2 separate regions of the Mus musculus genome follow, and region 1 is linked to region 2. The links are chromatin loops, found by intact Hi-C in ENCODE. Cell type or tissue: heart. All regions are shown on one strand. Links, peaks and the distances in the headings refer to the core of each region. The heading gives the core; the rest is flanking DNA. Region 1 has its middle 16 kb from the start of Map7d3. Region 2 has its middle 12 kb from the start of Mir5116.

What was found. Peaks named below come from ENCODE experiments on the same cell type or tissue, not always from the same donor. Only the 100,000 strongest peaks of a DNase experiment are listed, where the experiment ranks them.
Region 1: a loop joins it to region 2, with 8 times the contacts of the local background. A loop is called at or near these places in 3 of 42 quality-filtered maps.

The regions. Positions count from the first base shown.
Region 1 is chrX:56,829,863-56,846,908 of GRCm38, forward strand. No RefSeq gene overlaps it. Among named protein-coding and RNA genes, the nearest start is that of Map7d3, 16 kb to the left of the region's middle. In heart, for the core only: a CTCF peak has its summit at 9,721 (motif pointing left); no DNase peak of the experiment used is centred there.
Region 2 is chrX:56,568,642-56,582,822 of GRCm38, forward strand. It overlaps a transcript of Gm648 not described here. Among named protein-coding and RNA genes, the nearest start is that of Mir5116, 12 kb to the right of the region's middle. In heart, for the core only: a CTCF peak has its summit at 4,011 (motif pointing right); no DNase peak of the experiment used is centred there.

The sequences.
Region 1 (17,046 bases), core at 5,218-13,217, 270 kb after region 2:
CTTCTAGGGCTCAAGTTGGTCCCCACAGTCAACCTTCCAAGACTGCAAGGAGAGTTTGTGGAAGAGCAAAGGCAGAGGAGGAAGGAAAAGAGGAAAAGTGAAGGTTGGTTCTCAGGTAATGATCTGCTTTAGTTTCCAGCTGTTACTGTTGCTGGTAAAGACTGAGCCCAGAATGCCACATTGTATTAGCATTACCAATTTAGTCTTTACATTTTGTTTTGGGACTCAGGGATAGGACTTGACTCCCGTTTGTTCTTCGTGTTGTTGAAACCTGGCTTTCCTGACACCCTTTCTAATGCGGGTCTTTTATTCACAGGTGAAGGGCTATCCAAATAATCTTTTGAAAGAGATGTAAAATGAGCATTACCTCTTGCTCAAGTCCCAGGCAAGAACAATCAGGCAACGCAGCTGGAACCTGACTAATAGTCACCCAATGAAACTGAGAAAGAATTAAAAGGGAAATGCAAGAAGGTGCTGTAAAGTTGTAGAAGACCTACTTCTGGCTGTCCACCAAACCTTTTTGTAAAGGTTCCTAGGGCTTGTCCCTTACTTGCTATTCCAGCAGACTCCTTTCTCATTTCCTCATCCCAGGCATTCACCTTGGCCCGAAAGCTTTTGCATCCTGATCCTTTCCCTCCCCCCACCTTCCAGTCAGGGTTCAAAGACAGGATAATTTGACTCCTAAAACTCAGGTTTTTTTTTTTTTTTCCAGTAGGTTGAGGAACAGGAGGAAGAGAGGCACTAAAATCCAGTGCTTGGCAGCCTAAGCCAAAGGCTAAATGAACTACTAAGTCTGTAATCCATGATGAGAAGAGGGAGACAGCTAGACACCAGGGTACCTGAGAGACTTCATAGAAGAAATAGCACTTCTGGGTTTTACAGGCCTGGAGGGGCAAGTTCTTGTACGAGATTTTCTTAGTGGCCAGTATGGTGTTTTTCTGTATGGTTCATATTCAGTAAAGTTTTGTGGATGATGATGGAGTTTGCTATTCTGCCTGGGGATAATTGAGTCAATGTAAACCATTGAGTCTTTTGGAGCTAACAGTCATTTCTCTTTGTCTGGTGAGGGGGTGAGGATGGGCAGACCTGGTTTTGGTTTCTTCTGGATTTGTATGCCCTGGTATCCTGTTGATGTGTGTCCCTTCAAGAAGAAAGGTATGCTGGAGAGTGGTGGTGTATGCCTTTAATCCCAGCACTTGGAAGGCAGAGGCAGGCAGATTTCTGAGTTCGAGGCCAGCCTGGCCTACAGAGTGAGTTCCAGGACAGCCAGGGCTATACGGAGAATCCCTGTCTCGGAAAAAAAAAACAAAACAAAAGGAGGGGGAGGAGGAGGAGGAGGAGAAGGAGGAGGAGGAGGAGGAGGAGGAGGAGGAGGAGGAGAAGAAGAAGAAGAAGAAGAAGAAGAAGAAGAAGAAGAAGAAGAAGAAGAAGAAGAAGAAGAAGAAGAAGAAGAAGAAGAAGAAGAAGAAAGGTATGAGAGATAAAGCAGTGACTTCAGCAGCCTGGGCTCTGTGGACATATTTGGGTAGCTTACTTCATGTTTTCATGATTTCAAATGACCCAGTGTGCATGTTTAATAGGAACATGGACCCCAGCATGCTTTTTTCATCTCCATATGTTTCCTTTGTGTCTTAATCCATTGCCTGCTGGGAAATAGTTGGGTAAAGCAGCACTTAGGGGACCTCTCTCTCATTTGCTCTCTTGCTCTTTTCTTAGCCTACAGTATTCCCACATCCTCCACTGTGAGCTGGAATTCAGCCCTGGACCTGTGGCACTGCCCGAGGGCTTACTGCAGGGTTAAGAAAATCTGAAATGTGAAATGGCTTTATTCAAATGTAAGTCAGGGATGTGTTCAGTCTGTTTATAGATGGAGGAAATGACATTTGGAGGGAGTTGGTTCAGGGGAAAATGCTGTCATTATATAAGCATTCAAATGTGAGTAACGGACTAGCAGGGGAGTAACTGATTGGCCTACTGGTAAAGGCACCAAATGGCTCCTTCTCCATTGCAGGGTGCTGAAAAGTGGGTGGGGCTTTAGAACTTAACAGTTTGGGTCCAGGACCCAGTTGAACCACCCAAGGACAATGTGGCCTTCTGTCTTGGTTTCTTCATCTGCAAAATGAGAGGATTAACAGTTGCTTATAACGGTTTCACTGAAATTCTAATTACTTGGTGTAAAATTTCAGGATTCATGTAAAGTGGCTAGTTGTGGTAATACCAGTTGCTATTAGAAGGTAACATGTGAATTACATACTTCATTTGCACCGCTTCACTAGTCGACTAGGATGAAGTCATGAGAAGTAACCTCTATCACTATTACTATTTGAGTCAGGGTCTCACTATGTTTCCCTAACTAGCCTGGAACTCTATTTAGATGTGGTTGGTCTTGAACTCAGAGTCATGAGGCACTATGCCCAGAACAATTATTATTATTGATGGTAATATACCATATAGCTCGGATTGAAATGGGTAATTCTGTCTCTTAACTCTACCCAGGTAGTTTTTAGAAAGAAGATAAATGAGGAGAGGAGAGGAGAGGAGAGGAGAGGGGAGGGAAGGGGAGGGGAGGGGAGGGGAGGGGAGGGGAGGGGAGAGGAGAGGAGAGGAGAGGAGAGGAGAGGAGAGGAGGCTTGTTTTGGGAGGGGTGATAAATAAGTCATTGACGAGTTGGAATCTATCTTTTAAGAAAACAAACCTGGAACTTCCCAGAGAGCCAGCACTTCCCTCAGCGACTGGGAAAGATAAAGCCTCCTTCAGAAAGGGCACAAGGTAGAGTCTGTTGACCAGGGGTGGAGGCAAAGCACTGTGGGAAGTCTCAGGCCCAGTCAGTCCTGCCCCGAGGCTGGTCTTCTTGTGGAGTAGACAGAAGTCTGAGCAAACAGATTTGTTTTAAAAAAATATTTTTATTAGGTATTTTCCTCATTTACATTTCCAATGCTATCCCAAAGGTCCCCCATACCCACCCCCCCACTCCCACTTTTTGGCCCTGGTTCCCCTGTACTTGGGCATATAAAGTTTGCCTGTCCAATGGGCCTCTATTTGCAGTGATGGCAGACTAGGCCATCTTTTGATACATATGCAGCTAGAGTCAAGAGCTCCGGGGGGGGTGGGTACTGGTTACTTCATATTGTTGTTCCACCTATAGGGTTGCAGATGTCTTTAGCTCCTTGGGTACTTTCTCTAGCTCCTCCAATGGGGGCCCTGTGATCCATCCAATAGCTGACTGTGAGCATCCACTTCTGTGTTTGCCAGGCCCCGGCATAGTCTCACAAGAGACAGCTATATCTGGGTCCTTTCAGCAAAATCTTGCTAGTGTATGCAATGGTGTCTACGTTTGGAGGCTGATTATAGCAAACAAATTCTAAACAGATGGATCTCTGCTAGCACCACTGCCGCTGTGGCATGTGAACCTTCCCCTCACTTCTTATGCACTGAGGCAGCCTTACTGGAAAGTCGATCTCACCGAAAGAGGAGAAAGGCATCTCTAAAGAGTGCGTGCAGAATGGTTGGACCTGAAGGGCATCATCCTGAGTGAGGTAACCCAATCACAAAAGAACTCAAATGAAATGTACTCACTGATAAGTGGATATTAGCCCAGAAACTTAGTATAGCGAGATATAAGGTACAATATGCAAAACACATGAAACTGAAGAAGAACGAAGACCAAAGTGTGGACACTTTGCTCTTTCTTAGAATTGGAAACAATCACCCATGGGAGGAGTTACAGAGACAAAGTTTGGAGCTGAGACAAAAGGATGGACCATCTAGAGACTGCCATATCCAGGGATCCATCCCATAATCAGCCTCCAAACGCTGACACCATTGCATACCCTAGCAAGATTTTGCTGAAAGGACCCAGATATAGCTGTCTCTTGTAAGGCTATGCCGGGGCCTAGCAAACACAGAAGTGGATGCTCACAGTCAACTATTGGATGGATCACAGGGCCCCCAATGGAGGAGCTAGAGAAAGTATCCAAGGAGCTAAAGAGATCTGCAACCCTATCGATGGAACAACATTATGAACTAACCAGTACCCCAGAGCTCTTGACTCTAGCTGCATATGTATCAGAAGATGGCCTAGTCAGCCATCACTGGAAAGAGAGGCCCATTGGACTTGCAAACTTTATATGCCCCAGTACAGGGGAACGCCAGGGCCAAGAAGTGGGAGTGGGTGGGTAGGGGAGTGGGGGACTTTTGGTATAGCATTGGAAATGTAAATGAGGAAAATACTTAATAAAAAATTAAAAAAAAAAAAGAGTGCGTGCAGTTCAGAATGTGAGCCAGAGGTCCACAGCCTTGGCAGTTTCTGGCACAGAGGGAGTCGCACAGGCTTTGCTGAAGGTCAGATTAGGAAGGGCAACAATGTATCCTCCTTCAGCTCCTTCAGGAAAGCTTGTCCATGATCCCTAGAAGGCTAGGTGACTTGACGGCTCAAAGAAAACAATGTGGGCTCGAGTTTTCCTTCAGCCTTGGAGATACCACAGTAGAGCCTGTCAACTTCAGCTGTCTAGACCCGAATTCTTTTGTGTTACGTTCCTTACCTTTCACCTACATCACTACCAAGGCTGTGGATGTGGTAGAAAGGGAGCACACTGAGCATGGTCTCCGAAATTCACGGAAACTGGAATCATTTTCACAGAGTTTGTGTTGTGTTACTTATAACAGGAAGGTTAGTTACACGGTTCTCTAGTGCAGTTTGCAATGCTCTTCTCTTTTCTTTTCTCTTCTCTTCTCTTCTCTTCTCTTCTCTTCTCTTCTCTTCTCTTCTCTTCTCTTCTCTTCTCTTCTCTTCTCTTCTCTTCTCTTCTCTTCTCTCCTCTCCTCTCCTCTCCTCTCCTCTCCTCTCCTCTCCTCTCCTCTCCTCTCCTCTCCTCTCCTCTCCTCTCTTCTCTTCTCTTTTCTTCTCGTTCCTTTCCTTTTTCCTTTCCTTTCCTTTTCCTTCCTTCCTTCCTTCCTTCCTTCCTTCCTTCCTTCCTTCCTTTATTTATTTATTTTATTTTTTAGACAAGATCTCTCTACATAGTCCCGGCTGTTCCTAGGACTCACCATGTAGGTCAGGCTGGCCTTGAACTCAGAGATCCACTTGACGCTGCCTCCCAAGTGTGGGGATTAAAGGCACACATCGCCAGCATTTTTTTTCACCATATTTTTCAAAGTCCATTAATGGATACTTTTGTGGTCAGTGGTCTGAGCTGGCGTTCCCGGGAGCACAAAAGGAAGGAAAACCAAAAGTATAGTTTTCCTGACAGCTCAGACACTAAGATTTGGCTTCTCCCTCATTTTACCAGAGAAGTAACTGAAGTGTAGTGATTTGCTCAACCTCTAACAGCTAGCAGACAGCAAGACCACTTATTTGAAATTAGCATTTTCTAAAAGCCACAGTACTTACAATATGCAATACAAATTATAGTTCAAGAAGGATCTATGAGTATAGAAATTGTCAAAAGGCTATCTTGAGGCTTAAAGGTGATTGTGGGTTTGTTGTTGCTGTTGTCGTTGTTGTTGTCTCGAGACAGGGTGATTGTGCTTTTAAAATGGTATGCACTGTAGCTAAACCAAATCAGTGTGACGACGGTTTAGCTACCGCACAGTTTTCTTTTTATTTGTATCAATGGCCATATATTCCAGCCGTATTTAGATGAAATGTTTGAATCTACATTGTGTTGCAATCTTCATTTTTTACTTAATCCAGTCCACATACTTACCACTTAGTGCCTTAATAGCATTTCATCTGCTCAAATAGGTTATCAGCTTTTAGATTACTGTTGATGAACTGCAGGAATGGTTTTGGTTTTGGTTTTGGTTTTGTTTTGTTTTGTTTTGTTTTGTTTTTCCTTCTTCTGGTGTTTCTATCATTAAAAACAGTGAGCCTATTGAATTTGCCTGGCAATTTTACCACTCCCCTACCCTCCGTTTTATTTGACATAATGTTTTTGGAATATGGTCTTGGGAAGAGGAGGGTGGGGGAGTGGAGGATGCATATGAAGAGCTTTCAAACCAAATCACCCTCCATCAGTTCATTGTATCTGTGTATCCGCAGGGATGGCGAGATGAGATAATTGCGGAGAGGGGGTGTTATCTTTAGGCATAGAAAGGAACTTGAGGGTTCTCGGCTCACACTTCTTTCTCCCCAACCCTCTACCCTCTCACACTGAGTGTTTTTCTGGCCTTTTTGTAACTTCCTCTTCTGCTGCAGAACAGGGTGGACAGTTTGTGCACCAAAGCCACATGAGGAGTGTGAGCAGCCATTGTGCTTTACTGAACCAAATGCTACAGATTCGCTTCCATCCTCAATTGCATAAACTGGTGGCTTAGGTCCCAAATGCCAGCTGGTACCTAAATGTACCCGGCCCTCCTGTAGCCTTTTTGGTTTGGTTCTTCTGAAAGAGAGTCTCACCATGTAACCCTGGTTGGCTTGGTACTGTGTACTCCGCACTCACTCAAAGTCATGGCAGTCCTCCTGCCTTAGTGCTAGGATTAATGATGTGTTCATGCCCATATACTGCACACTCCCTCCCCCCTTTTAAGAATATTCTGTCTGGATCCATGTACCCTTGAGTATAATCTTTGATCACTTACACGTCATTCATCATTCAGTAGTAAGTGGTGTGTCTGAGAGTTTAGCCCATGGCATCTTGCTCCTCATAACAAACCTTGGGCTAAATGCTTTTTGTCCCATTTTTATGGAGCAGGAAACTGAGGCTTAGAAAGGTATTCAATTTAGACCAGCTTAATTGGTAAAAGTGCCTGCCTTGCCAACCTTACAATGAGCTCATTGCCTGGAATATGCAGTAGAAGGACATAATAGAACGTGATTCTCTGACCTCCATGCTGAAGCCATGACATTCACCACCTGTGCTAGTGTGCATACACGTGCACATACATCCCTCCCCCGAACTTCACCCTCATGATATTACTAAATAAAAGAAAAATTAAGAGGGAGAAAGGAAAGAAAATTAAAATGCCCAGAGTCACATAGCTCAAATGTATCTTTTCTATGATATAAATTTAAATTGTCTACTCTAGAACCTTTGTTCTCTCTGTTTTGGTCTTGCTTTGTTTTTGAGCCATAGTATTCCTGTGCTGCTCAGTTTGGCTCCACACTCTTAGGCTCACGTGAACATCCTGCCTCTGCCTCTTGGGGGATGGGATGGCAGCCATTACTGTGGTTCCTAGCTCCGATTTGTTCTGTTCTCATGGGATGATGACTGACTATTCATCATACTATCTGCATAATGTTTGAAGTATCAAATAAGATAAAAAAAAGAAAACCGGGCTGGTGAGATGGCTCAGTGGGTAAGAGCACCCGACTGCTCTTCCGAAGGTCCGGAGTTCAAATCCCAGCAACCACATGGTGGCTTACAACCATCCGTAATGAGATCTGACTCCCTTTTCTGGAGTGTCTGAAGACAGCTACAGTGTACTTACATATAACCAATAAATAAATCTTTAAAAAAAAAAAAAGAAAGAAAACCACCAAGATGCCTTGTAAAGTGTAAACAAACCTTGCATAAAAATGTGTAGGCATTTTGTAAATGTAAAGTCCATTAAATAAAATAAAAATCAAATAATTAAATAATAAATAAAATAAATAATTAAATGATAAATATGAAAAGATAAATAAAATAAATAATAAATAATAAAATAAAAATAATAACTAAATAAAAATAAAACAATTAAACCCATCACTTGGATTTAATTTAGCTACAGTGATTAGGAATTCTTTTTTCAGAGTGGATCTTACTATGTCTGCTTGGCTGGCCTGGACCTGTTGTAAGCCACATGTGGCTAGCTTCCTGTGTCTGCGTCCCAAATGCTGGGATTAAAGGTCTGAGCCAAAACTTTAAAGACAAATATATATATATATATATATATATATGGTTTTTTGATATATGGTTTCTCTGTATAGCCCTGGCTGTCCTGGCTGTCCTGGAACTCACTCTGTACACAGGCTGGCCTTGAACTCAGAAATCTGCCTGCATCTGCCTCCCGAGTGCTGGGATTAAAGGTGTGCACCACCACTGCCCGGCAAAAACCAAAACTAGTTTATGAGTATGTGAGAGTGCTTGTATAGATGTGTACCATGTGTGTACCTGGTGTCTGTAGACGCCAGATGAGGGTGTTGAGTCCCCTATCCCTGGAGTCTTAGGCTTTTTTAAGGCACCAGATGGGGGCACTGGGAACCAAACCCTTCTCATTTTAAGATTAGCCAGTGTTGTTAACTACTGAGCCCTCTCTCCAGTCCCTAATTTAGCTATACTGATTCTATAGGCTTCAATTAGCCACATAACCTGGCCTAATAGCCATGTGGTGGGATGGGCTTAGTAGTTTCTGTTCTAAAATATATATTTTGAGGGGCATGTCCCTGGTGATTGCTAGAGGACCCTCTTTTCACTAGTGTCTTTGTTGGTGACTGATGGAATGGGATAGAGCTTGAAGAAGTCGCTAGCCTCTGTCCGCTCCTCTCCTAAGGGAGAGAGCCAGGGTTAGACAGACACATGGAACCTTAAAACTCATATCAGCTATATCAGGGTCCTTTCAGCCAACGCTTGCTAGTGTATGCTATGGTGTCATCGTTTGGAGGCTAATTATGGGATGGATCCCTGGATATGGCAGTCTAGGCCGGGGCCTAGCAAACACATAAGTAGATGCTCACAGTCAGCTATTGGATGGAGCACAGGGCCCTCAATGGAGGAGCTAGAGAAAGTACCCAAGGAGCTAAAGAGATCTGCAACCCTGTAGGTGCAACAACATTATGAACTAACCAGTATCCCAGAGCTCTTGACTCTAGCTGCATATGTATCAAAAGATGGCCTAGTCGGCCATAACTGCAAAGAGAGGCCCATTGGACACACAAACTTTATATGCCCCAGTACAGGGGAACGCCAGGGCCAAAAAGTGGGAGTGGGTGGGTAGGGGAGTGGGGGGGGGAGGGTATGGGGGTCTTTTGGGATAGCATTGGAAATGTAAATGAGGAAAATATGTAATAATAAAAAATATTAAAAAAAAACTCATATCAGATACTCTTCACACTGGGACAGACCTGGACACCCCTGCCCACTGTGCCTTTCTTATTTCTTTAAATCTATAATTTTGAAAATGAACATCCTGTCCATTATTGGGGAGAGGATCCATATGGAGTGTGTTGTATGAGACTTTATCAGGAAATCAAGGTATGAAATGTCACCAAACATCCTGGCATGGGACATACTTACCTGTGTGGACTGTCCCTTCCTGTGTAAGAACTGCCTACTTGTGAGTAGCCTCTTCATGTGTAACGATGTGTCTCCCTATCTAAGGATAAGAGACCGGCATTGAAGGGGAAGAGACTTGAGCCATTAACTACATCAGGCAAACCACTCCAGCTCTTCCATCTATGCGAATTCATGAAAGGATCATCCCCAGCTGTTAGTCTCAGTCTTGCCTGGCTTTATACTTGATGCCCCTCTCTGAAATCTGAAATTTATTTGTGACTACTTTTCATTGGAGCCAAACATGTTTGGCTGTTCAGAAAATAAAAGTAGACATTTAAAACCTGAAGGTGTGTTATAGAGGTCATCATGGAAATGGCAACCTAACCCAACCCAACCCAACCCAACCCAAACCAAACAAACAAACAAAAAACCCAACAACAACAAACAAAAACAAAAAGAAAACCAGGCCTTGCTCTTTGGTAAAACTGAGTGTTGCTGCCACCTAGTGGACAAGATGTATCATGCAAGCAAAGTCAACTCTGGTTAGGTCTACAGAAAAACACCAGCCATCAGCCCACTGTTGAGAAATTAGTTAACTCAGGAATTCCACTGGTATATTAGACATCACACTGTTACTTTATTTTCTTTACATTATTTTTGTTTATTTTTTGGAGACAGGGTTTCTTGAAACCTGTGTGTTTCTCTGTACAGCATTGGCTGTCCTGGAACTCACTCTGTAGACCAGGAGGCTTTGAACCCAGAGAACCAGCTGTCTCTGCCTCCAAAGTGCTGAGATTAAAGGAGTCCCCCACCACTACCCGGCTTTTTTTTCTTTTCGAGACAGGGTTTCTTTGTGTATCTCTGGCTGTCCTGGAACTCACTCTGTAGACCAGGCTGGCCTCGAACTCAGAAATTCACCTTCCGTGCCACCACTGCCCTGCCCTTCTTTAATTCTTTTTTAAAAAAAGATTTGTTCATTTACTTTGTGTGAATGTTTTGAGTGTGTGTGTGTGTGTGTGTGTGTGTGTGTGTGTGTGTGAAAGAGAGAGAGAGGGAGAGAGAGAGAGCATGCGTGCTCGTGCATGTCCAGTGCCAGCAGAGGTCGAAAGAGGAGATCTCATTTCCGAAAACTGGTGTTATAGGCAGTTGTGAGCTACCTGATGTTGGGAACCAGGCCTACAAGCCTAGGTCCTGTGCAAGAGCAGTAAGTGCTCTTAACTGTTGAGCCTTCCTTTCACTGTTTCTTCATTAGCTTAAAGCCAATAAATTTTCATTTGAGCATAATGGGTTGGGAGGAGACCTACTCTGGTCTGTAGCTAAGTAGTTAGTTTGTTTGATTTACAGATGCTATTCTCAGAGGCTGCCAGAGGAAGGTAGACTCCAAGCATCCACATATACGGTGTTCTTCCCATGTCCTAGCTAGATTCCCAGGACGTTAGAACATCCGAAAGGAGACCTTTTAGGGCCTTGGGCTAGAAGCTGAAGAGGAACACTGGTTTGACCGAGGTCACACATAGTTGATGTAGGAGAAGCTGGTTTGGTTGAATGGGAGTGGGTATTTGCCAAAGCACCTTGGAAAGACATGGAGCTCCTGGGTCTCAGAGAGGCATCAGCGCTGGGGACATGTTTAAAGGAATCCATTCTGGTTGGGAGGGATTCTGAAGAAACAGAAATGCGGGAAGCTTCAAGCATCAAGAGGCACTCTCTGCTAGGCTAGGGGATGGTGGGGATCACTGGCTGGGGCTTTCACAGAAGCTGAACTGCATCTTCAGTCCTTTCCTTCCCTAGGCTTCCCACCGTTTAGGTTGCAACAGTGTCTCACTAAACTATTCTTCCTGTCCCTGAACTCACGGTGTAGATCCAGCAGGCCTTAAATTTGATATTCTCCTATGTCAGCCTGCAGAGTTGCTGCGATTATGGGTGTGTGTCACCAGGCCCAGTTTAGAATGTCTTTTCTTTTAAAAACAACAGCCCTTCTTCTCCTTATCATGAGTACAGCAAACTCACATCCCCTGGTTGAAACAATCACTTATTTCCATGCTTTCACTATAGTCAACAACCTTAATATCGGCAGTAATGGTCGCTGATATTAACAAGGGTAACCACTGTACCTTGTGTTTTACCGTCCCATTTTACAGTCGAGTAAGCTGAGACTCCGAGAGCAGTTTACTTAAAATCACATAGTTTCTCCTGATGATTTCAGCTCTCAATCAGCCTTCTCCGGTACATTAATACTAGGAAACAGGAGGTGAGTGTGCATCCTAGCTCCTAAGGGGCATTGTCCTTCCGTGAAGCTTCCCTTCCGGGTGTACTTAGCACCCTTGGTAAATTAGCACACAGGTGGAGCATCATTCTAGCCTTTTCTCAGGAAATAATCAATTGGCCTGCAGGGGGAGAGATTACCCCAGGAAAACATTTTCTTGACTGCACAAACAATTGCTTGCTAGCTGTGGGTGGAAAAGGAAAACCGACTGTAGGAAGACATGTGACCGATGAGAAGAGTACTTGAGTATCTACTGCTGTTTGAGATTTTTAGAGCAGTTGCCTCTGTCCATTAACATGGGTAATTGAAGAATTAATTATAGTGAAGACATTCCAATCTTTCCCTTTCACAGGCAAAAATCTAATCAGGAATAAACAAGTGTTTACAGAATTATTTACAGAAAGGAATGCACCTGCTACTAATGTTTGTTGTTAAAGACTCCTTCTTTCTCCTTGAGTTAATGATTAGCTGGAGAGGATCAGTGAGTACCGTTTTACGCCCCCCCCACCCCACCCCCCCGTCCATCCATCACCTGTGTAGCACATATCTCTATATCCCTAACAGAATATGCACCACAATAATTTCTCTCCAGCTCCACCCCTTCTTTGACATTTGTTGGTAGCTCAGGCAAGAGTATAGGTTAACATGACTTTAATATTTTATAGTGTTTCTCGGTGGTCTAAGCAGAGACTAATAAATATGGGACATTTAAAATATGTGAACAGGAAATGGGAAGAAAGAGGAAGTGAGTTTAGAACCAAAGGAAGCTTTGTGTTCGGTGAGCGCCATCAAGAGAAAAGAGAGATTGAACAGAGTTTGGAGTGATGGTTCAGTAGTTAACAGCATTTACTGTTCTTCCAGGGGACCTGGGTTAGATTTCCAACACCCTCATGGCAGTTAACGAACTGTCTGTAGTTCCAGTTTCAAGGGATATGCTGTGCTCTTCTGATCTCTGTGGGCACATGTGGGGTACATATACATACATGCAGGCCAAACAGTTATATAGATAAAAAGAACCTTAAAAATACCTTAAAGAGTAATGGACCAGTGTCATGTTTAGACTCGGAACACCAAGGTGAGTACTAACGAGCAGAAGTTTCACTTCTTTTCTAAATTCAGCCTGAGATGAAGACAAAAGACAATGAGTTCCTTTCCAGGAGCCAGAGTAGGCCTCAAGTGTCATGCGATTCTCCTGTGCTGTATATAGTCTGTTGTTTGGTGTGTTCGAGGCAATTTCGTAAAGCAAAAGGAACTTTGCAATCACATCCTAGGCTTCAAGAATCCGATGTGTGTGTGTGTGTGTGTGTGTGTGTGTGTGTGTGTGTGTTTAAAGTGAAAAGGAAGTAAATGTCAGAGACTTCGTTACTGAGCACCAAGGGAAGGTTGTAATGATAGTAAGAGTTCTCATTTCATTTTGTACGGATTAGATGCCATGTATGTCATAATGAAGTGCACGTGGACAGCTCTTCAGTGACTTGCTTGTTTTTTTTTTTTTATTTTTGAGACAGGGTTTCTCTGTGTAGCCCTGGCTGTCCTGGAACTCACTTTGTAGACCAGACTGGCCTCGAACTCAGAAATCTGCCTGCCTCTCCCTCCCAAGTGCTGGGATTAAAGGTGTGTGCCACTACTGCCTGGTTTAAATATATACATCTTAAAAAGTCAATCTATCTACCTATGGTATACATTTTACTATGAAACATTCTAATTAAGAAGCTGTGTGTATGTTGTGTGCACTGAAGTTTTTTTTTATTGCTATTGTTTTTAGAATTAGGCAGTTCCTTCTCCCAGAGGTCAGTGGTCACTTCTATGATATGGTATGTGAGCAGTTCCCCCCAAGTAGCTCCTTCCCCCCCTTGCTCCACAGTGCTATATTTTCCAAGCTTGTGGTTGCTACTTTAAATTTGAAATAGGTAGCCTCTGTTGAAATTATGCACTAGGGGAAGAAGCAGATGGAAATGATGTGGATCCTGGGTAGGAGCACTTATCGTATACCAAGTAGAGTGCTAACAAACAGGCAGATGGAAAGGTTCTCAACACTGTTAGTCATCAGAGAAATGCTGATTAAAGGCACACTAAGATGCCCTTGTGTACCTATTTGGATGGCTTAAATAAAAACAAAATGGATAGTATCCAAAGCTGACCAGGATGCAGAGTACGTGAACCTCTTAGATATCGCTAGTGAGATGGAAAATCTTCAAAGGAAGTAGGGTGGAATGGGTAACAATTTGGTCCGTGAAGAGAAGACTTAAGTTCATGATCTTAACGTGAAATTTGATCAAAAAGGAGACTTCATTTGCCACGATTGTTATTTAAATGAAATATTCCTGAAAAAAAAAAGTATTCAGTGTCCATATACCGTCCCGCCTTTTTAAATTAGCAGGTTTCTATAAAGCTTCCCAGGAAAAGCCGCTCTTGCAGAACCACTGATAAAGGGAGGCGTGTGATCACAGGATTTACTGTACCTTCCACAATCAATCAATATTGATTACTTCCCCTCATTAATGGTCTCTGCATTCATCAAGAATAGGGTACCTCCCTAGCTCTGTCCTTTCCCCAACAACTATAAATTACCATCAAGGTCCCCCTTATCTTCACCTGACTCCAACCACTCGCCTGGCTTAAGAGCTCCAGGCAGCTTACTGTACAGATGGTGCCATGACTATGTTTACCTGAGTATCTGTCAGGCTGGTTGATACAGGAAAATAAATCTATGCTGTCTACTTTTTGCTTCAGAAGGGGATGTGTCTGAAGTTAATTGAAATAGAGATCATCGAACAGTCTGAACAAACATACATGTATTGTACAAGGCAACTAAACTAAGCTGAAAAATAATCAAAAGAGTTGGCTAGTATATGTAACCAGGACTCTGTGTTGTTATTGCTTATCTGAATTGTTCATTGGGAAACCTTTTTTTTTTTTTTAAACTGGAAAATCCCAGTGCGTGTATAATCAATGCCATTGCCATCTGGTTGATTTCATTCTGGGGCATTTGGCCAAATACTATCAACCAGAAGTATTTGCAACTGTGATCATTTCTAATTGTTCTAACCGAATTGATCGAACACTTCATCTATAGAAATCAAACAGCTTTGGTATATCATTTTAATAGGGAAGAATTGAGAAGACATTTCTGTAAATGACTCAAATCCTTATTCATAAATAAAACACAAATCTTTCTGAAGGCAGAAAAAGTATCCTGTGTCAGTTATCACATGTGTGATAGAATCATCCAACACTGAAAATTATCTTTCTCTTTTTCCTGCAGTTCATCTTGGGTGGGACTTTAGATCTTTATCCTTCTCCACCTATACTACTCCATGTCTCTCAGCATCTTCCAGCATCTCTCCTCTCTCCTCTGCCTCTCTTGTATTTCTACCTATCTATTCACCCTCCCAAGGAACTCAGTGTTGGGTATTAAAGACTGAGGAAAGAAGGTCTGTATTTCTTGAACTTTCCGTACAGTGGTTGGGGCCGGATGTGTCATGTTCTAGTGGCCACCATTACCTCTCTAAGCCCTGTGGAAGATGAGTGGGAAGCAAGCAAGCATAATAGCAAACAGACGACAAAAGGAGCAAAGAATCAGGAGGTGGTCAGGAAACATTAGAACGAGCTAGTAATGGTCATAATAACTGCCATTTACCAAGTATTAGCCCCAGTGCTTGATATTTCCCTATGCCTTATTTCATTTCTTCTTCATGCTATGTCTGTGTGAGGGACATTATTTCCATTGACGCGGTGGAAACTACTGATGAGTTTGGTACAGAACTCGGCAATGTTCCCAAAGATACTCCAAAGCACTCAAACACTGGTGCTTTTTGTGTTCAGAGGCAGAAGTCCCTTTCAACCACTAACCTATTATCTGAAAAAAAAAAAAGAGTCCACAGCTATACAGAACCATCTATGAGAGCAGGGCCACAGCAGCTTCCTGGATGCACTTTGGTCTGTTCCTAAGGAGCTAGACAAAAGACATTTGTTTACTTATTGGGCAGGGGACCTGTGAGAACAGGATTCAGGCAATCAATATTAGGTTTGGAAGCAGGCTGGGGCCAGGAAGGACTAGGCTGATAATAACCAGAGACACTCATCACTAAGGCTGGCTACAGGTTTGCTTCTTCTGTGGCTGGCCTTTTCATTTGCCAGTGGAGCTTCTCCACACGCCCCCCGAGAGTCAAGTACATCTTTTTGCATCCTACCTGGGGACATGTTCTCCTGCTGTAGCTGCTGAGGTGGCAGGTGTGAATAGTGTCAAGTTGGGGGGCTAGTTCTTCTGAGTAGTAGCCCAGGGGAAGTAGTCAATCCTTCAGCCCCAGTCTTGCCCATCTCTGATTTATAGAGCAGTACAAACAATAGTAGCATCTCAGAAAACAAGCAGCCTTCCACATTTATCTTGGCACTGGGTTATAGAATAAATCATCGTAGATAGAATCAGAAACATCTGTCTTTCCTGGCCCTTATTTAACTTACGTGAATTATGAAGCCCCTCCATGTTTCCAGTTTGTAATCGTTGTAAATGATGCAAAAAGAGAATTGGAGACAGAGACACACAGGGAGAACGAGGAAGAATTAATTTACCACAGGGTGAAATGAAAATGTACCAAAGTGTAATGGAATTTCATTAACTTCGGAAATGATGATGAATGCTGTCCAAATAATTCCTACTAATGCATAATTCACAGCTGAAAATAGAGCCAAATTCTCCTAAAAAGCACATCCATTTATGCCCCCAAATTAATTTGGTATGTTATTCACGATGGTTGACAGGATAAAAGATCTACTATGAAATATAATCATCTATTAGGCTTGGGAATCTATGAGTCTTTCTAGTTTAGTAGATGATGGCAGCTGATAACAAGTGGAACCTTGAGAGGCAGACACCCACAGTCCTCATTCTCATAACGTGAATCTCCCCAAAGACATAATTTCAGACATAACCACACAGAAGTTTGGATGAGCTTTAACGTCTCCATAGCAACGGTAGTCCAATTCATATATATACCGAAAGCAAATTAAAGTCAGTTTCAAAAGATTCCAGTGGGGCCAGGAAAAGGCCCATGCATATTCTGATTGACAATGCCACTATTAATTAATATTATATGTTTATAAAATATGCAAATTATGTAGGTAGCATATTACCTATAGATTTATATGTAATTTTACCATGAGGTTTTTATTATCTTTACCGTTTTTCAGAAGAAGTATCCTATTTCACAAACTCTCAGTGACATTTTGCACTTAATTTCTCAAGACTATGAGCTTTTAAATGATTTCTTCCAAAAAAAAAAAAAAAACCCTTATATGCTTTTTCTATACTCAGGAGAGTGGTAATGGGAGAGAAACCTTTTTACCTTTATATCTGACACAAAGCCCACCTGTGGTTGGCAGAGAGAGAAGACTATTCTTAGATAAGAGGCTACCCATTGGCTCAGATTCCATCAATGGGAGTCTGTATATTCACAGGCCTTTCAACACCATGTACACATTATGGCTTTTCTAATCCATGGATCCCTTAGCCACAGTATTGGTCAGATGTGTTGGCAGTTTCCCCGGAGGTGACTTTTGCAACCCAGTGAATTCCTTCCTCTTGTAGGA
Region 2 (14,181 bases), core at 830-8,829:
TAGGCATCAAAAGCTTCCTCCTACATCCTCAGCTCTCATGGCATCATCACCTAATTCTCCTCAGTGGCTGTCATCACCACCATGTCTTGATCCATTGGAAGGCAGAATGAGCCAGTCCGTAAGGCGTGAGTGATTTCCCTCATACATACAAGTGGTGATTCTGCAGGCATTCATAGAGAAAAAGATAAATCATCATGCTGCCAGCATGATGCTCAAAGCAGCAAGAGAATCAAAGCAGATTCCATTCACACCCATGTGCCAGAGCCTCAAAAGCCAATCAGTAGGGGGCTCCTTTCTATGCCCATTGAAAAGCTTTTCTCAGTTCAAGCAGCTCCAAAGCAGAATATTCCCTAATGACCACAGTGGCTTAAATAGAGCCATCATCAGTAATTGTGAATTTTTCTCTTTTTCTAAACCAAGAGTCGGATGTGCCGTGTGGGGATGTCATCCACACACAGCTTTTATCTTACCGTTTTCTCCTCTCTAGCCAGTTCTTCCATGGACATTAGGGTCTGACTCCAGGAACAAGGGTTCATTCATTTGTCTTCTGTGCTCGTTTCCCTTCTGTTTCACTGTCATGAGAAACATTCCAACGCCTCCATTTCACCCTCCTTTAAAAAAAAAAAAAGATTTATTTAATATATGTGAGTACACTGTCACTGTCTTCAGACACACCAGAAGAGGGCATCAGATCCCATTACAGATGGTTGTGAGCCACCATGTGGTTGCTGGGAATTGAACTTAAGACCTCTGGAAGAGTAGTCAGGGCTCTTGATCGCTGAGCCATCTCTCCAGCCCCTCACCCTCCTTTTATTTTTTATTTTTTAAATTTTTCATTCTTTTTTAAAAAATTTTATTTATTTATTATATGTAAGTACACTGTAGCTGTCTTCAGACACTCCAGAAGAGGGCATCAGATCTTGTTACAGATGGTTGTGAACCACCATGTGGTTGCTGGGATTTGAACTCCGGACCTTCGGAAGAGCAGTCGGGTGCTCTTACCCACTGAGCCATCTCACCAGCCCTCACCCTCCTTTTAAAATCTAATTTCTTGCCAAGTCAGAGGCTAATGTGGAGGACCCTCCTTGCATGCTGCTTTCTAGCTAGGGAATTTCCTTCAGGCTAGTGACATTGAGGCTGGAAACATCCTACTATCTCAAAGGATGGCTTGGCCTTGCTGCAGTCTGGCATGGCTTTGGAGCACAGAACAATGAACTAGTGGTCTGCTGGGGAATGGGCTACTTTGGCTAAAGTCTGGAAGGTTCTCCTCACCTCACCAGGTCTTCAAAGCGTGCAGATATTTATTATAGAAAGGAGAGCATTTGCAGGGATGGGGTGATGAGGAGGGGTTCTGTGTAGATGCTTAATGAGAGGTGTCACATGCAGGACTGTATTGGAGTGGCTTCCTGATACCAGCTGGGTGGCGTTTGTTATTAGCGAGTTAACTGGAATAAAGTGATTTTTATATATTTATTTTTACTTTTCATTAATTCTTTGTGAGTTGTACATCATGCGCCCTAGTTCCTTCACGTTCCATTCCTCTCATATCCACACTTCACCCTTGCAATCTCCTTGCCAAAATAAAATACACACACACACACACACACACACACACACACACACACACACCCCAAAGCATAGAAGGCATCTCACTGTGGAAACTGCACTACATCACAATGTGTCCCACAGTTTATCCCTCTGTCCACACATCTTCATCTGCAAATAATGTTCACTGCAATGAGTCATTGGTCTGCTTTGAGATCTCTGGCTTCTGCCACACCATCAATATTGGATCCTCATTGGGATTCCTCTTGGTTATCCTGTTGTTGCCCTGTGCCATGGATTTCCTGAAGCTTTGGATCAGCAGGACTGGCCCTTTCATACATCTCAGATGTTAACAGATGATATAGACTTTGGTGTGGGCCACCTCAGTGTCCTGGACTTGGACCTGGACCTGGGTGGTAGCTGAGCTGGTCAGTGCACCAGCTCTCCCTTATCCACACCACCAGGGCAAGCTCTCTAGCACTGCTCCAGCTAGGCCACCCAATGCTGTCATCTACAGGAGTCAGGGTCAGTTATGCTCTCCTGCCCTCAGGGAGGCTAACTTGCAGGATGCCAGAGCCAGCTCCACTATGCTGCCCAGTCAATGTTTGGGATCCACTCCCCCAAGGGCTGTAGCCTATGAGGAGCTAGGTCAGCTCTACTGCTCTCACTCTCTCGGGGATGGCTCACCCAACAGTGATCGGGGCCATCTCCGTTGTGTTGCCCAGGTGAGGTGTAGGGCCTGCTTTCCTGAGTACTGCATCTGGTGAGGGGCAGGGCCAGCCCTCTGGAGCTCATGACCTTGTGGGCAGCTTTCTCAAATGCCAGAGGTGGTGAGGGGTAGTGGTAGAGGTGGGGGCATCACCTCTGTGCCCATGTCACCCTACAGCAGAACAGTGACAGGGTCACTGTGCTGTCTGGGCAAGGTGCAGGTCCTGCTCCCCAAGTGCTGCCACTAGTGAGAGATGGGGCCAGCTCTCCAGAGCACCAGTGATGGGTGGGGCCATTATGCACAACCCCTGGACATTCATGTGGTCTCTGGCGGCTTCCTGGACCAGGGACATTCCCAAGTTCTCTAGTAGTCTAGTGTCTAGAGCCACTGATATCAACAGCAACCCTTGCTGCTGTGCTACTTAACTATTGACTCAAGAGCTGGCCCTCAGTGGCAGCTTGTGCTGGGACCTCACCATGGCCACAGGTGGCAGAGTTTGACACTCACAACAGGCATCTCCTCGCCACCCTCGAGTCTCTAGCTCCATCTCTTTTCATAATGCCCAAGCTGCTCCACTTCTTTCTCCCATCTGACTACTGCAGACTTGTACATTGTGATGGCTCCTGCTGTAGACTGGCCACATGGCTGCTGTGCCCCTGGGTGACATCCTCCATCCATGCTATATGGTGTGGCAAACAGGTGTTTATGGCTGGCCTGTTCCATGTGCTGGAGGGCAGGTCTGTGGGTAGTATGATGGTCCACAAGTCTCAGTCTGTCTTCCTCCTCCTCTGCTGTGATGCCTAGATTAGATTAGATTTGCATTGATTGTTATGAGTCCTAGTCTTAAGGCAAACTTTGGCCACCAAGCCAGACATCAAGCTAGGATGAACAGAGGATTTGCCATCTTCTCTAACCATGACTGATAGAAGAAAACCTCCAGCAAGCTGTCTTCTGACCTCCACAGCATGCCTGTGGCCTTCATGTACACATAGACACACACACACACACACACACACCCCAGAACATGAATAAATGTATAAATTCTTTTAAAATCCGTCGAGTCCATTTCCAATGCATCTAAATGATGCATTTAGAGCTCAGACCTGCCCCACTTACGTGTGTGCCTAAAGCTGGACTCAGCTTTACCCATCGAGCTCTCTTTGCTGACCTGCCGGAAACAAAGCAGTACACATGGTTGAGGCCAGATCAGGGCTTGTGGCCCCCATCTGCAATGCTTTGGGTCATTGTGGGATGGGTGAACTGGAGGACCACCAGGTAGCTTCCAGCAGTCTGGCGCATATCTATCACTTGTAAATGATTTGGCATATCTTTTATTATCCGATGGCAGCACAATTAATGAGTCCACTGGGAAGTACTTAGCTATGACCAAGTTTGGGTACTTTTTTTTTTTCTATAAAGGGCCAAGTGGTCATGATTTGAGGGTTTGTAGGACATTTAACACCACTGCATCCTCTTGGTGAAGTGTCAAAGGGACCAGATAGAAACAACTGAATGATTCCCACTGGGAAGATGGAGAGAATGCAGAAATCAATGAAGACATCCACTAGCTTTGTAACCATGCTTTACAAAGTAGGTGACACTTAATTTGTATTTTAACACTTAAATGAGACCTTTTCATGTAAGGAAACTAATGTGAAGGGTAACCAAGGAAGAAAAGGAAAAATACACGTTTACTTTTTTTGTTTAAATAAAGATTTATTATGTATAGTGTTCTGCCTGAATGTATGCCTGCGCGCCAGAAGAGGGCGCCAGATCTCATTATAGATGAGGTGAACTCAGGACCTCTAGAAGAGCAGCCAGTGCTCTGAACCTCTGAGCCATCTTTCCAGCCCAATGCATGTTGTCTTCTTTCTTTCTTTTTTTCTTTTCAGAGCTGAGGCTCGAACCCAGGGCCTTGCGCTTGCTAAGCAAGTGCTCTACCACTGAGCTAAATCCCCAACCCCTCAATGCATGCTTTCTCAGCCAAAGTAAAGAGAACCCAGAATAGCACATGGGAGCATTGCTTTTACAGATGACCAAGTGCTCTTGACACACACGAAAGAGAAAAGAGCAAATCCATGTCATGCCAGATGTTAGTCTGCATCCCTTCAATAGCATCCTACTCTTGTTTCTTGTGATATGTAGACTTGAAATAGTAACAAAAGGTTTACGATTTACTTTTGTTTGTTTGGATGCATGTGTAAGTGTGTGTGTGTGTGTGTGTGTGTGTGTGTGTGTGCCTGTCACAGGTCTCTTAGTATTCATGAAGGCCAGAAGTGAGTGTCAAATCCTCTGGGGAAGAAGTTACAAGTGGTTGTGAGTACAGAGAAACAAACTTGGATCCTCTGCAAATATAGTGTATGTCCCTCACTGCCGTGCTCTCTCTAACCCAACAACAGTTGTTTTTGTAAAAGACATACCACCCTTAAGTATCCTCTGCCTTGAAAAAGAACAAGAGTGATTCATCCTATTTTCAGTGATAAATGGTTTTTTTTTCATTATTTATATTACTCAAACTTTTAATTTTTTTTTTTACTAATTGATAGCAAAATTGATTTTTCCTTGGGATGTATTTGACACAGTCCCCCAAACAGATGTTTCTCTGATTCTTTCCTCAACTATAGATTGTTGGTAGCAGTTTCATCTTCTAGTCAATCCCTTCCAGATTTTTTATCAGCCCATTTTTGCTGACACTAGTTATGCCATCAGACAGAATCCAGGTGAAGGAGTGGGATGATACTTCCTGTCATATTCGTCAAATTGTTTTATTGTTTGACCACTTTCCTGTGTCGTCCTGAGGACATGAATGACAGTCAGTTCCTGGCCTTTGTTTTGTTTGTTTTGTTTTTTGAGACAGTGTCTCTCCCTATATCCCTGGTTCCCCTGGAACTCACTATGTAGACTAGGCCAAGCTGGCCTCGGCCTCACAGAGATCCAACTGCCACTTCCTCCCAAAGGCTGGGATTAAACGTGTGCCACCATGCCTGGTCCTAGTTTCCGTGTTTCTTGTTCACTGCTGACCCTTAACTCCTGGATGGTAATTGGCACAGCAGAAGATGAGGAAATGACATTAGAAATATCAGACTGGGGATGAAGAGAATTCACTTTTTCTGAGGCAGAAGAGATGGGGACAAGAACCCCGTTCCCTGACATACAAGAATATAATGCAATCACAAACAGCTGCTCTTGTGTGGAGAATGAATTGATCAAAGATGCAAGAGGGGGAGGCAGAGGGCACTTGGGTTTTCTGGGAGGGGTCCTCTAAGTGGAGCTGAGGAGGAGATGGGGGACTGTGGAGATGTAGAGGGAGAATTCCCTGCTGTATCAAGGACCATGGCAGAGGATGTAGAAACATATGTTTGGTGGCCATGGAATGAAAGAGGCAGAGAGTGACAAGGAAAGTGTGACCTAGGAGAGGAACGAATGGTGGGATGAGTTATACAGGCTCTTGTAGACCACACTCAGGTGTCAGGTTGTATCCTGGGTGCTAAGGACCACAGAGGATGGGCTTTCAGCATGGACATGGCATGGGCTCATTTTCCTGTTCACACCATCACTGTAATGCAGGGCTGGAGGAGGAAGGATGGGTGGGAAGTGGACAAGAATGGGAAGCAGACTGATCAGAATAGACTTAGACTTACTGGAGCTTCCTGATGATCGATGATCATCATGTCAGAAGAGGCTAGAAGAATAGAGAAAAACCATTCCATTTTAAAAGTATTTGTAATTAAATGAGAGAAGAAGAGAAAGGGAGAGAAAGGGGGCTGGAGATGGCTCAGTGGTTAAGAACACTGACTGACTGCTCTTTCTGAGGTCCTGAGTTCAAGCCCCAGCAACCACATGGTGGCTCACAGGCATCTGTAATGAGATCTGATGCCCTCTTCTGGTGTGTCTGAAGACAGCTACAGTGTACTCATATAAATAAAATAAATAAATCTTTAAAAAAAAAAAAGAAAAAGAAAGGGAGAGAAAAAGGACGGCAGGGTCTCATATATAAGAACAAATTGAGGGGAGTGGAGAATCAAGAAAATAGTTAGGGAGACCATTTTTAGGGAGAGTTGGACCAGAACAGAGACAATTGTGTATTAGAGATAAGATGGCCAGCAGAGGTTGCTAAAAGAGAGGATTGTGTGAGAATGTGAGTACCACAGTGACTAGAACATTTTAGGTACAGAGCAGTGCCAGGGTGGTACAGAAGCTGGGACATAGATTGTACTCAACTCTTTCTGATTGCTATAGAAATTTCCACAGGTGGTGGCTAAGCAATGTCTACTGGCTCCTAAGTTTCTCAAAATTTGAGTCTACTAAAGATCACCCTGGTGAAACAATGCATTTTCTTATACAACATGGGTGATGGCTTCCAAGTGGGAGTATGGGTGACCCTAAAGCAACACTGGAAGGTCTTCATGCAGCACAGGTGAAGGATTTACCATGCCTACGTAGATAGGGCCCCTCCCCAAGTCCTTCCTCATCTATATATACACTCTAACTTCTCCCTGAGACTCTTAGGACAAAGTGTTTATGATTTTAGCATTTGTGCATGTGTGTGTGCACATGTATGCGCTCAGGATCTATATCTTTGAATGTTGGATGGACATGCTACCAGAGGTCAGAGAACAAACATCTCTGAGTCTTCTCACCAGGCATGGATTTATGTTTCAAGAAACACATGCATGCACTTACAAAGCCAATCTATCAGGAATCTACAGCATACATTATTCCTAGGAGTTAAAAATCAGAGTCACGGGCCAGGCATGCCTTTAATCCCAGCTCTTTGGGAAACAGAGGTAAGCCAGTCTCTGTGAGTCTGAAGCCAACTGGCTTACCAAAGCAAGCTCAAGGCCAACTAGGGCTACACCGTGAGACTTTCTCTCAAACTGTAATTAGAATCTTGCAAAAATAAGGAAGAAGATGAATGTGCTCATTGTCACCAATTCTAGTCAACTGCACTGCGCAAGAATCCCCATCTTTCGCCAGTAGATAAATTATTTTGCTGAACCAAAAGGTCAAGTAGCTTATTAAGTATAAATTCAGCATATGGAAATTAACTGAATTTCTTTTTTAAAAAAGTACCAAGAAACTTAGGAAATGCAAGATTTTCAGATAACATTAGTAAAACTGTGAGAATAAGTATATAAACATATACAGAAATATACATCTTTTATATATAGTCTATATGGAATATGTATATGTGACTATATAATAAATATAATTATTATAAAATCTGTATGCAAGTTATTATAAAATTTTACTAAGACTTCAGAAAAGGGCCTCATGTTGGATGGAAAGACTTGGTGCTTTTACCCCTGAGATAATGTATATATGTAGTATATGAGATAATGTATATATGTAGTATATTACAGTAAAGGGTTTTTTTTAATGGAATTTAGCCATTTCTAAAATTTACATGGGAAAGAAATCAAAGGAATCGTTAAGACAAACACACACACACAAAGAACAAATTATTATTATTATACAGCTTATATTTCTCAGGAATGTCTGTTGACGATTATTAATCAAGACTAGCACAAAGCATAAGAATAGAATGATGAAATCGGCCAGAGAGGCCCAGAAGGTCCCACTCACGTGTGGAAGTCTGATGTGGTTCATAGGATGCACTGCAGATAACTGTGGGAAAATACACTGGGCAACATATGGCACCAGGGCAGCTAACAATGCATGTGAAACATACTGCAAATGTCAGGGCATAGTGGCATAGCACTCTGGAGGCAGAGCCAGACACATCAAGAATTCAAAGCCAGCTGGAGTACATGGTAAGACTTTGTCTCAAAACCACAAACTAAACTGAATAAATGATGCAATTAGATTGGGTTTTTAATCTCTCTCTCCCTCTCCTCTCTCTTCCCCCTTCTGTGTCTCTGTCTCTGTCTCTCTCTGTCTCTCTCTGTCTCTCTCTGTCTCTCTCTGTCTCTCTCTCTCTCTCTCTCTCTCTCTCTCTCTCTCTGTGTGTGTGTGTGTGTGTGTGTGTGTGTGTAAGTACAGGCATAGCATGCCACAGCATCTGCGTGGAGGTCAGAAGATGATTTGGGGCATCAATGCTTCCCTTTCTACCTTGTTTTAGACAGGGTCTCTTTGTTGTTTGCCATTCCACACGTCATGCTGGCTGGCTCAGAAGCTTCCAGGAATTCTCTGGTCTCCATCTCGCAGTTTGCTGTAGGAGTTCTTTGATTATAGAATCAAACTATTGCATCTAGCTTTGTGTAGGTTCTATGGTTTGAATTTAGGTCTTCACTTTTGCTTACTGAACAATCTCCACAGCATCTTCATTCCGCATTTAAAAAAAAAAAAAAACAACTTCCAAATGAATTACATACTTGAAGTAAAAATAGACTTTATGATAAAGTACATACATAAATAGGAAAAATATTTTCTGAAGACACAGAAACTAACAAACAAAACTAAAGGACACTGCCAGTACATGGTCAGTTTGGTGGCATGTAAACACATGTCCCTTTTGTTCAGTTTCATTTTATATATAAGTTCCTATTTCATATTGGCCAAATATTACAAGAGAAACATTTAACTACAAAAAGAAAGGCATATCAATTAGAGCAGAGATATCAGTACAGTTAACAAGAATGGAAAAATCAAGCCCCCAATATGGAGAATTCTCTGCCTATTTGTGAAAGTATTATAAAAGCAGGACTCAGGCTAGCAAGATAGGTCACTGTAAAAGATGGCACAGGAGCCTGACCAACTGAGTTCAGCCTCCCAAATCCCATGGTGTAAGGAAACAGCCCACTGCCCTGAGTTCTCTGACCTCTACATACACACATATACACATACACACATACACACATAGGCTATGAAAGTTCTATCATTTTGTCATATCCAGAATGTAAATTCTGTGAGTGAATGCGCGCGCGCACGTGTGTGTGTGTGTGTGTGTGTGTGTGTGTGTGTGTGACACAAAAGTAGAAGGAAGATCATCGTTTGGGAAGAGGAAGGGGCCCATTTGGTGAAGGGGGGTTAATGGAGAGTTGAATATGAACAGAGTATATACTTATAGATATGAAAGTATAATAAAATATGTCATTTCATGAAATATGCAGTAATACTTTAAAAATAAATAACACTGTATGCAAACATGAGAAGATCTAGGTAAGATTTACAACTCATTCCCAAAAGCCTGATCCATGAAAGAGAAACTTGGCGATTTAGGCTTCACTAAAACTAACTTTTCTGTAACAGATAGGAGGAGAATGAAAAGACAGGCCACTGAGTGTAAAAAAAAAAATTTTTTTTCCAAAACACACATTTTTCAAGGCGACTCAATAGATCTCCAGAAGTCTTCAAATTGATCAGTATGAAAACAATCCCATTTGGAAATGGGCAAAGGAAAAACAGAGATGGCAAATAAGTGCATGAAAACGTGTTCTGCAGGATGCTGTAAAGGAACTGTGAATTACAGTAATGGTGATACGTCACTACACACTGAGCAGAAGAGCTAAAATTCAGAAGCAGACAATAGCAATAACAGAGAAGAGTGCCAAGACACAGGAATGTATTCATTGCTATGGAGACTGCAAAGCCATACAGCCATTTTGAAAGACAGTTTGGCAATATCTTATAAAGCTAAACATAATCTTAACATATGATCTAGCAACTGTGCTCCTTGGTATTTACCCAACTAATCTGAAATGTTATGTCCACATACACACACAAAAAAACAAAACTACATGTGAACGCTTACAGTAATGCGATTCAAGAGCAGTCAAACCTGGAAGCCGCCGAGGCATTTACTAAGTAAGCAGGCAGAGGCATCAGGAAAACGGTCTACTATTTAGAGATACAAAGACATGTGTAGTCACGGCACAGAGAGGACTGATGAATGCATATTCCTCAAAGAAGTCAGTCCAAACAAGACTGCACAGTGGAGGAATCTAACCATATGGGTGCATAGGGGATCAGGGGAAAGTGGGAGAAGAGGTGGGGCGCGGGGCTTTTCAAGGCTGTGAAATGATTCTACAGGATAACAACGCACTTGTGCTTATATTAGATTATGCACCAGCCAACACTCATTAAACTTTAGAACACAAAAAGTGAGTAGTTCTCTTAGGCTTGGTTCCATGAGCTTCTAACCTCAAGTATACTTGGGAAGTTGAGGCAGGAGAATCTCAAGTTCAGGACCTCTCTGGGGTACTTAGTGAGATACTGCCACAAAATAAAAAGGGTACAGAGCTCACCTAGCTCATGTGAAGGGCTACATTCCATCTCCAGTACTGAAAACAGAACATAATAAATGAACACATGCAAAATGAGAAACAAGTGAACCCTAGTGTAGACAAATGAAGAAATCGCTTAGGAGGTCAGGGAAATTCCAAAATACAATGTACAATACAATAAGACAATCTAATTGTATTAAAGATTTATAAAGTGGATGAGACAGGTTCATTGCTGTGAGGTTGATGCAAGCCTGAGTCTGCAAAGTGACACTGACTCGAAAGAGAGAGAGAGAGAGAGAGAGAGAGAGAGAGAGAGAGAGAGAGAGAGAAGAAAGGCAGGTAGGCAGAGAGGGAGAGAGGGAGAGTGAGAGAGAGGAAGGAAGGAAGGAAGGAAGGAAGGAAGGAAGGAAGGAAGGAAGGAAGGAAGGAAGGAAGGAAAAAAGAAAGAGAAAGAAAAAACCTGGGTTGGAGAGATGGCTCAGTGATTGAGCACTGAGTGCTCTTCCAGAGGTCCTGAGTTCAATTCCCAGCAACCACATGGTGGCTCACAACCATCTGTAATGGGATCTGATACCCTCTTCTGGTGTGTCTGAAGACAGCTACTGTGTGCTAATATACATGAAATAAATAAATAGCTTTTTAAAAAAGGAATAAAATTCTAAAAATAAATCAGTGCGTGTACTGAAGAGACTGGGGAATAACCTGTCACTTTACAACTGGGCAGTCTGTAAAACAAATGGCAAACAATCAATTTGTAATCTCTGGGCTCCCACCTGATAAAGTTGTTTCCTTGGGACTGTGAGTTAGCAATTCTGCAATTACTTATATGTGCAGTAAGTTAAACAATTAGAAACCAAACAATTCAATTAAGTGACTAGCAGAAGGCAGGAGTCAGGTTTCAGTTGGAGGCTGACTGATAAGCAAGGAAAAAGAAGTTTGAATTATCTATGGGATGATGTATTCAATACCAGCATGAACCCACTAAGCATGGATCAAGATGTTATATGTAGAAATAGTTACACTTACATGGAAGTGCACGGGCTAATTGAGTACACCCATTTCCTTATTATATCCAAATGAGAAGATGTGGAAGCAGTGAAATTCCAGTGGCAATGAGCAAAGCAGTGGCCAGGTCTTGGTTTCTAATACCATTCTTCACTCAATGAAACCAGGCTATTTTGGAAAACTGGCTAATTCTAGGACTAGAAAAGGTGATAGACAATGCAAAGTTTAGAATGTATTATATTGCCAGAAACCAAAGAAGTGCTTAAAATCAAAACCTACAATGATGAGGGCATGGCCAAAGGACATAAGAGCCACAGATAAAGCTCCCAGTATTTACAATCGGAACAGTTGCAGCAACAAAATAAGGTAGTATTCATATCTGAAAACCCAAACTTGAATAAAGGAATGACTAAATAGATTGGTAAAGGAGATGGAACATATTGTAGAAGTTATTTCTATAGAAGAAACCTAAATCAGTTATATGAGTACTCTGCCCTCAAGGTAGGGTATCGTAAGTTGTCACTCTGTAAGTATGGGCTACATGTACGGCTTTCTAATAGCACTGCATGAGGACAAAGTGCAATTTCACAGAGGAGACAGATGCTTGACAAGTCTTACCTTTGACAGGCCTGTCAATTCTCTCCTGCCCCAACATAGAAGCACAGTCTACTAATAATGTCAGGCAAATCCCAGCAGCAAAACATCAAATAAAGGCTATGAAGCTGTCACAGGCAAGAGAAGCCGGGACACAGTATCTTAACATAAGATCCTAAAACACAAAAAAGATACTAGGCAAACCCCAAGAAATCCGAAAATAAGTATGGACTTTAGTTAGTATCTCACACTAATATTGGTTCACTGATTGTACCAAATGGCTTCAATGAACATGTTACTAACAAAATAGACCGATTATAGAGCATATGACAATCTTCCCAAGTTTTCTGCAAGTGTGAAAATTTTCGAATCATCAGCCTACCTTCCTACCCACAGAAAGCTAATTCACCTAAAGTCATTCTAAGGAGTGGGTGGGATTATTTCCTCAGTGAGATTATGTTCTTTCTCTTCCCAGAAGTCCTTTCCTCCATCCAGTCTCTTGCAAATCTTCCACTATGGAGCACTAAGGTCTACTGGTTTTTCTGACTCAGAAGAACTTTGCCTGTTTGTTTTGTTTTGTTTTGTTTTTTTTTTTTTAACCTTTCTGTCTCTTCCTTTGGGATAGTGGCCAAAGCTTGGGCATGCTTTCCAGCTACTCTGGGCTTCCTTACTACTCCTCTACGAGGCCACCTCTACTTCTCCTTGCAGCCTTGTAGCTGCTTGTGGGCCATGTGGCTGCTGGCTGACTTTCCTTACTGAAGCCACCTCTTCCTCTTCTCTGGAGTCCTCTGCCTGGCAGCCTGACTGCCCTAGTGTCTGGCTCTTAAGCTCTAATAAGGTTGTCATTGTGTCAAGAAAAAGTTCAAAGAGCCAATTTTATTTAGAAAATAACACTTTTCCAAAAGACAGCCTAAAGGGACACCCATCAGCACTAATCTGTGACCCTTGGGGAAGCCACTAGAAAAGCTATTTGAGAGAAGGGTGGAGAAATTCGAATCTAAACTAATCCTGCTTCGTTGTTGGGAGTGGCATTGTGATCACACAGGAGAATGCCCTCACTCTTGTAGGACAGGCACACTGGCATGTTTAGGAATGTTATGAAGTGTGGTAAGGAATGTCTCCAGCTTGGCTGAAATGATTACAGAAGCAAAGCAAAAGCGCACTGGGAGAAAACAAAGAACAGCGGCAACAAAGTTAGGAATGATGGATCTAAGTGATGGAGAATCAAGGCTCTTACTCTTCTATCACAGTTCAGACGCCTGCACACTCCAAAATAAAATCTCTGGAAAACAATAGTATGATTTTAGATATGGAGAAAATGATAACTAGAGCTTATCTGGAAAAAAATAAACATGCAAGATTAGGAAACAATCCTCAGAAGGACTACTGAGGTTTGGAGTAGAGATGCCAAATATGAGAACATAGAGCTACAGACACAGACCAGTGAAGTAGAGCGCTTGTACATCATGCTCAAGGAGCTGTCTTAGTGCCCCAGGACCACAAAAAAGAAAAAAAAAAAAAGGAAGTGTATAGCAAGTTGAAACAATTACAAGTGTGACCCCCCCTCCCCCAACACACTGTAGAATCCAGGAAGAGAGGTTTGGACATTCAAAGTATGACGATGATCCTTCCAATCAATGTGGAAGAAAGAATGAATGGGGTTGGGATAACCAGTTAGTTACTTGTATAAAAAGTATTCCTACTACCTAAATAAGTTACGAATGACCAGAAGCTGTAAAGGATTGCAACAATCCTTTATGCAAACAAACGAAAGCCCTTGAGCCAGTTATGGTGGTCTCAGCACTTTGAAAGATGAAGGCAGGATTGTGGTTAGATCCAGGCAAGCCTAGGCTACATACTGTGTACAGGTCAGCCAGTACAGAGAGAAAGAGTTTGTCTCAAAAACAAACAAGCAAATAAAAAACAAAGAAGCCTTTAAAATGCTAAAAAAGTATATTCAATTCACTCTTAAATGTGAAAGCCTTTATAAGCAAAGCAAATTCCCAGTAGCCACAAATGCTGCTAACTTTAACCATACAGATAAAATTCTGAAAAGTGTTACTAAATAACCAATTTTCTTTTTTTTTCCATTTTTTATTAGGTATTTAGCTCATTTACATTTCCAATGCTATACCAAAAGTC